Linked DNA regions of Homo sapiens: region 2 is linked to region 1. Evidence: read pairs that join two places in POLR2A ChIA-PET (ENCODE). Cell type or tissue: OCI-LY7. All regions are shown on one strand.

Evidence for each region. Peaks named below come from ENCODE experiments on the same cell type or tissue, not always from the same donor. Only the 100,000 strongest peaks of a DNase experiment are listed, where the experiment ranks them.
Region 2: POLR2A ChIA-PET joins it to region 1 with 15 read pairs; 5 of 35 experiments call an interaction of 5 or more read pairs at or near these places.

Annotation. Positions count from the first base shown.
Region 1 is chr3:113,540,552-113,544,551 of GRCh38, forward strand. All of the region lies in intron 1 of SIDT1 (SID1 transmembrane family member 1), which reads left to right. Among named protein-coding and RNA genes, the nearest start is that of SIDT1, 10 kb to the left of the region's middle. In OCI-LY7, no CTCF peak of the experiment used is centred here; no DNase peak of the experiment used is centred here.
Region 2 is chr3:113,618,740-113,622,739 of GRCh38, forward strand. It overlaps SIDT1 (SID1 transmembrane family member 1), which reads left to right. Exons shown (of 25, transcript NM_017699.3): 21 at 941-987. It overlaps LOC124909410 (a long non-coding RNA gene), which reads right to left. Exons shown (of 2, transcript XR_007096007.1): 1 at 1,938-4,000. Among named protein-coding and RNA genes, the nearest start is that of MIR4446, 26 kb to the left of the region's middle. In OCI-LY7, no CTCF peak of the experiment used is centred here; no DNase peak of the experiment used is centred here.

The sequences.
Region 1 (4,000 bases):
ACCCTGTTAGTGCTGTCAACTTGTTAGGCTCATTGTTTCATTTTACTTCTGAATTTTAGATATTGCATCTTAATTTTGTTTGAAAATTAAAAACAAAAATCTGCAAAACATGGGATATTCAAAGCATAGCTTCTGTCCTTGTCTTCTGTACCCCCTTCCCTCTCTTCCTCTACAAGTAACCATTAAAAAATTTATAAGGTATAAAATAAATTGTTTTTTTAAACAAAGTTTTTGTCTTTGTTCTAATGGTTTCCTTTGTACTAATACATTTTATAATGCCCTTAGTCTCCCCTATTTTTGTCTATTGTCTATTCATCCTCAGTGATAAGCAATATTGAAATTAGCTGATACCTTCACCCTCTCTTTCTTCAATAAGATGACTAATTTAGACAAAATCTAAATAACTAGTTAATACCCTTAAAGAAAGTAATGAACTTATTCTATCAGATATTCTCTCCATTCATCCTCCATTTTTGGTAAGTTGTATTTGCATTGTTAGAGTATATAGCCATTACGAGCTATATTGTCTTCCTTCTAACCAACTGTCAGTCTTAGTTCTAATATATATATATATATATATATACACACACATACACACACACACACACACACACATATTTTGAGATGGAGTCTTGCCTGATGACATTTCTCTCTGTCACCCAGGCTGGAGTGCAATGGTATGATCTCTGCTCACTGCAACCTCTGCCTCCCGGGTTCAAGAAATTCCCCTGCTTCAGCCTCATGAGTAGCTGGGATTACAGGCACCTGCCACCACACCCAGCTAGTTTTTGTATTTTTAGTAGAGAAGGGGTCTTACCATGTTGCCCAGGCTGGTCTTGAACTCCTGAGCACAAGTGATCCGCCCACCTCGGTCTTCCAAAGTGCTGAGATTACAGGCGTCAGCCTCCGGGCCCGGCCAGTACATATATATTTAAAGTTCTAGTCCTTATGTTAATGTCATCCAATCATTTCGATTGTCTAAATTTTATTCTCCAGGGAATATTGGGTTGGTGCAAAAGTAATTGCAGTTTTTACAATTAAAAGTAATAGAAAAACCCACAATTACTTTTGCACCAATCTGAGACTTCAGGGAGGACTCACGAGAACCATATTCTCACTTTCATGTTTATAACAGCCTATATGTAGCCTTTGTACTTGAAGGTCTGTTTAGCTGGATATAAAATCCTTGTCTCACATTTTTTTTCTCTGCTTTTTCAATATGTTACTCCTTTGTCTTCTGGCAAAAGTGAAAATAAAATTTTTTTCCTTCCCTTATAAGTAACTTTACTACCTGGATTCCTGAAAGACTTTTTTCTTTAAAATCCAGTAGTTTTACCAGACTTTATCTAGTAGGTCAATTTTTCTTTTTCTTTCTTTTTTTTTTTTTTTTTAGATGGAGTCTTGTTCTGTCACCCAGGTTGGAGTGCAATGGCACGATCTTGACTCACTGCAACCTCTGCCTCCCAGGTTCAAGCAATTCACCTGCCTCAGCCTCCCCAGTAGCTGGGATTACAGGTGCGTGCCACCACGCCCAGCTAATTTTTGTATTTTAGTACAGACGGGTTTTCACCATGTGGGCCAGGCTGTTCTCAAACTCCTGACCTCAGGAGATCCACCTGCCTCAGACTCCCACAGTCTTGGGATTACAGGTGTAAGCCACCACACTTGGCATTAGTAGGTCAGTTTTTCCCAGGTATGTGATGTAACTTTTGAATATGTAGCTTCAGTAATTTTTTATGTCTGAAAATTTTTCTTAGAGTTTTTAGTATTAGTTTGTTCCAATACCTGATTATCTTATTTAGGGATTCTCTTTTTACTTATGTTGGCCCTTCTTTGGGGTTTTCTATAACTATTTTTCCAGAATTACTTTATATCTTTTTAAATATGCTGTCTGAATTTAAAGTTTTTTCCTTTTCATCTTCTATTTTCCTTAAGACATTATCACGATATTTATTATATTCTTAATGTTTTATAGACATGACTTGTTCACCATTTGAAATAATGTTTTCTGCTTCTTACTTTTTTTACTTACAGTGACTTTGTATGGAACATAACTGCAATCCTTATCTATTGCTCAAGTGTTTACATTAGATTAGTATTTCTTACCTTTAGAAGGGAAGGGAAGATCTGGGTAGCTTTCCTAGCATTCTTCTGTTGTGTTTGTGAAGTGATCAAAACATGATTTTCTTTCTGAGATCTGCTTCCATAGCTTCCTTCTTTCATTTTATGGAGATTTTCTCTTCCTTTTGCCCCTATATTCTCCATCCTTCTCAATTTGGATTGCACTCCCATAGTTTTTCCTCAGGCAGGGCTTTTTCTAGGAAGAGACTTTTAATTAGTTTTTGCTTGGTTGTGTGTGTGTGTGTGTGTGTGTGTGTGTGTGTGTGTTTGTTTGTTTGTTTGTTTTTCAGATGGAGTCTCACTCTGTCACCCAGGCTGGAGTGCAGTGGCGCGATCTTGGCTCACTGCAACTCGACCTCCCAGGTTCAAGCGATTCTCCTGCCTCTGCCTCCCAAATAGCTGGAACTACAGGCATGCACCACCATGCCCAGCTAATTTTTGTATTTTTAGGAGAGACAGGGTTTCACCATTTTGGCCAGGTTGGTCTCCAACTCCTGAACTCAGGTGATCCATCTGCCTCAGCCTCCCAAAATGCTGAGATTACAGGTGTGAGCCACCACGCCCAGCCCAATTAGTTAGTTTTGAGAATTCATGAGGCCAACACTGTTCCAGAATGTTCTGTACTTCCTGAAGCATCCTTACACTTACCCAAAAATTGGAGCCTACAAAACCCTCCTCAGTTTTAATTGCCGTTCTCAGATTGGCCCTGCAGTCTTCTCACTGAGCACTTTTTGAAGGATTTTGGGGTTCTCTGATCCTCAGAGCCATCAGAGCTCCATGCCTTTCGTCTGCTTCTACCCACACAATTGCCACTACTATGGAGGTGCTGAAGCTGTTGATAACTTGCTCCCACCCACTCATGTTTCGGGGTTAGTGGGGATACCTCGTCAACTTGGGGGTTTTTTTTAGATGTTTTCCCCAGAATGTTGGTTCTGTATCCCAGTTGCTCTGTTTTCACAGGGGATATTCAGAAAGATTAAAAAATCTATGCTGCTATTGACACTATCTTCACAGAATTCTCTATTTATTGCTTCTTTTTCTGTAACTTTAAATTTTGAAATAACTTCAAACTTACAAGAAAGTAAGAACAGTATAAAGAACACCAATATGCCCTTCTCTCATGTTTCCCAATCATTAACATTTTGTCCAATTTGCTTTATTATTCATTCTCCCTATAAGCAAATTATTTTTTCCTGAAACAATTGAGAGTAAGTTGCAGACATGCTGCTCTTTCTTTTGTCCCTAAGTACTTCAGTGTATATTTCTTTTGAATAAGGGCTTTTTCTTATATAGCCATTGAACAGTTATCCAAATCACAAAATTAACCTGTATAAACTGCTACTATTTTATATAACTTAGTCAAATTTCACCAATTTTCCAATAATGTCTTTTAATGAAAAAAGGTTTTTTGTTTTGTTTTGTTTTGTTTTTTTAATTTTCCCCTTTTGGTCCAGGATCCAATCCAAGAACACACATTGCATTTAATTATCATGAGTCTTTTTGTTTGTTTGTTTGTTTGTTTGTTTGTTTGTTTGTTTAAATGGAGTCTCCCTCTGTCGCCAGGATGGAGTGCAGTGGCATGATCTCGGCTCACTGCAATCTGCATCTCCCAGGTTCAAGCTAGTCCCCTGCCTCAGCCTCCCAAGTAGCTGGGACTACAGGCGCACACAACCACGCCCAGCTAATTTTTTGTATTTTAGTAGAGACTGGGGTTTCACCATATTGGCCAGGATGGTCTCGATCTCCTGACCTTGTGATCCACCCAGCTCGGCCTCCCAAAGTGCTGGGATTACAGGTGTGAGCTACCACGCAAGGACAGTTATCATGAGTCTTTACTTTAATCTTAATCTGGAACATTTCTTTGTTCTTTCTTTGTCTT
Region 2 (4,000 bases), 78 kb after region 1:
CTCTCCTAGAAGTTTTAAGTAGTATGCAAAGAACAGGGACAGATTGTGAATAAATCTCTGTCAGAGTAATTGTCATTTATTTGTTTGTTTGTTTATTTATTTTGGGACAGAGTCTTGCTCTATCACCCAGGCTGGAGTGCAGTGGCAAAATCTCGGCTCACTGCAACCTCTGCCTCCCAGGTTCAAAATCTTCTCGGGCCTCAGCCTCTCAAGAAGCTAGGACTACAGTTGTGTGCCACCACACCTGGCCAATTTTTGTATTTTTAGTAGAGACAGGCTTTCACCATGTCAGCCAGGCTGGTTTCAAACTCCTGACCTCAGGTAATCTGCCCGCCTTAGCCTCCCAAATTGCTGGGATTATAGGCGTGAGCCACCACACCCGGCCTATTGTCCTTTAAAATTGACCTTTTCTCCCTATTTTCTCCCCTACAAGAGTCTATATTGTAGACACAGGAACCTGTGAGTTTCAGGACCACCTTGAAACCAGAGTAATGGGTACAAAATTAACTCCCTACAGCTGGGGCCTGAGAGTTGCAATAGTGGCTACCAAGTAGTACACCCCAGAAAAACAGTGCTCAATTACATAGTACCAGTGACAGAATTCTCTCAATTCTGTAATCAACACATACCACCAGCCTCTCCACTGAGAAATGGGCCCATGGGCCCAGCTCCACTAAACACTGGGAAGAAATAGAGTCCTGCTTTGCTCACCACATTTTCTTTCTCAGGGATGAAGTCAGGTCTATTTGCAGTTAAAAGCCTTGCCATTTAGTCTTTGTATACGATTAGTGTCAGATCATAGGCAAGGCACTCTTAGAACCACAGAAAATTATTTTCACCAATGCAATTGTTTTCCCATAGTTGATACTTCTACACAGTAGGTTAAAAGAAAAGTAGGCTGTGCAGCCTCTCATTTGATGTTTTCTTTCCTCTTTTCCAGGATAGAATGGTGTTGCTGGTTGTGGGGAATCTGGTTAACTGGTCCTTGTAAGTAGTCTTATGAAAACATGTTTTTGCCTTTATTAATGTCAGTAACACTGTGGTTTAGCTTTCCTTGACTGTCATTTTTACAAAGAAATCTGAAATTAAGGAGAAGGTAGGACTGCTTGTTCTAGAGACTCAAAAAAAGGTAGTAGGACATTCTCGTGTAGCAATTGTAGCCTCTCTTAAAACACTGATGCATTGAGTTCATTTGTTCAACAAGACAAACATCAAAACTTGTTAAGTCTATGTGGATACATTGGATAGAAAGATGGGATGGACAGATGGATGGATAGTTGAATGGTTAGATAGATAGATAGATAGATGATAGATAAATAGATAGATAGATAGATAGATAGATAATTATACCACTGATTGCAAACATCCAACATAGCTTTAAACTCTTTCACAGAATTTTCATAAAGACTACCCAGTAGGCCTTCTTTTCTGTAGAAATTTTTCTTTTACTAAATGTGTGTGTGTGTGTGTGTGTGTGTGTGTGTGCAAGTCCCTCTTTTATTTCTTTCCCTCCAGTCTCTTTCTTTCTACCTACATCATTCTTCTTCCTCTTTCCCCATGGCCTTTGTTCCTCAAATGGCTCAAAATAGAACAGTACAACAGATGTGTATTTTTGCTAGCCACCATTATTTTATGCAATCTATCCTCTTATACAGTTGAATGAGTAAAATATTTTATTGATCACTCAAACCATAAGTAAGTTTAACTGCTTTTATTTGTAGCTCCTAGATGATGAGCTCCTCAGGGTCAGTGGCCTGTGATTAAAAAAAAAAAAATGATTCTGTAATCCCAGTGAACAGTAAGGAATGAAGAGGCATGCCTTCAGAGGAGGCCAGAATCAAGTCATGAGAATCTGAGTCCTATCTGGGGGGCATGTGCTTCTGGAAGAAGCTTCCCATGTTGTCACCCCAGGGATTGCCTCAGGATAAGATGTATACCATTTAACGATTCCTCCTTTACTTGGGGGCAGGTCAAGATGAGAGGATTCTTGGGCAGTGGTCTCTTCTTGACCACCCTTCTAGCAGACTCCACAGTCCTGGTGGTCCTGAAAGAGAGGGCAATGGGAGGAGAAAAGGGACCAACCTCTTGATAATGACCAACCTTTGACTATGATTCCAGGGGCTCAGAATCACTTGGCTTGTCTCCGTCTCTCACATAAGCAAAACCACATCCACGATCTGCTCACAAGACAAGGCAAATGGCCTCTCTTCACAGACAGCTCTGTGGAACAAAAGGGCCTCTAGGGATGGAGGTGCAATGACAGACTTACACCGTGATTATCTGATAGTGGGCTACCTCCTTCCCAGTTGCTTCATAAAGACATGGAATGATTTCCCATGAATGATATTTTAAAAAGAATTACTTTCGTATGGTCCTGAGTTATATATAGGCATAGAGATGTATGTACATACATATGCATATAGAGAGAGAGACAGAGAGAAAATGACAAAGCAAATGTAACAAAACGCTAATAACTAGAGAATCTGAAGGAAGGATGTACAAGAGTTGCCTGGTATACTAAAGATTTCAAAATCTGGGAGAAGAAAATTTTCTGCATTATACAGAACAAAGTCACTTGAGGGAGGCCAGGTGCAGTGGCTCACACTTAGAATCACAACACTTTGGGAGGCCGAGGCAGGAGGATTGCTTGAGCCCAGGAGTTTGAGACCAGTCTGGGCAACATGGTGAGACCCTCTCTCAAAAAAAAAGAAAAAAAAAAAGAACGAAGTCAGTTGGAATTCAAAATGAACAAAGAGAGTCCATTAATAGTACTTTACACTTTAAATACTTAGGAATAAATTTTGAGAGATGTACACAATCTTTCTGTAGAAAATGTAATTATCTTATTAGAAGCCATAAGGAAAATTTAGCTAAATGAAGAGAGACGTCAGGTCCTGGATGGAAAGATTAACTACTGCAAAGGTATCCTTTCTCAAGGTAATGTAAACATTTAGAGTTAGAATAGTAATTAAGTTAATAAGGTTTTATTCTAAAATTTATTTGCTAGTTAGGCAAAAATTTCAAAGATCTTTGAAAAAGAGATTAACAGAAGCAAGGAGGAGCAGAGGTGACTAGCCCAGCATTGTCCATTAGAACTCTCTGGAGTGATGTAATTGTTTCACACGTACGGTCCAATACAGTAACTATTAGCACATAGATATTGCAGACTTGAAATGTGGCTAGTGTGACTGAGGAAGTAGATTTTCAATTTTATTTAATTTTAATAGCCATATGTGGCTACCAAATGGAACAGTGCAGGCTAGCCTAATCAGATAATCTAGCATATTATAAAATAATAATAAAATAGTGAGGCACCGATCTAAAATTAGAAATTAGAAATATGAATCAGTGAATCCGAATGGAGGACAGAAACCCAACTAGATAGAGATATTGAGATTTTAAAAAATATATATGTGGATGTGTATTCATCAAAAACTATTTCAGGCCGGGCGCGGTGGCTCACGCCTGTAATCCCAGCACTTTGGGAGGCCGAGGCAGGTGGATCACGAGATCAGGAGTTCAAGACCAGCCTGGCCAAGATGGTGAAACCCCGTCTCTACTAAAAATACAAAAAATTAGCTGGGCGTGGTGGCATGCGTCTGTAATCCCAGCTACTCCAGAGGCTGTGGCAGAGAATTGCTTAAACTTGGAGGGGTGGAGGTTGCAGTGAGCCGAGATGGTGCCACTGCACTCCAGCCTGGGCAACACAGTGAGACTCCATCTCAAAAAAAAAAAAAAAAAAAAAAAAAACTATTTCAAAACAAAGAGATAAGAAAGAATTATGTAATAAAGGACATATTATAACTGAATAGAAATTTGGAACAAAATTAAAGCTGAGTCCAACCAAAATTAACTTTAGCATTAATTTTAAAACCATGGACAGCTAGCAAAAATTTGGTAATGTGTGTCAAGCCAATCATGGAGATGATTTTGCTTCTATTCTAAGGAACTAATCTTAAATGAAAAACATAAGCTCAATGTCTGAAAGTATTTATTTATT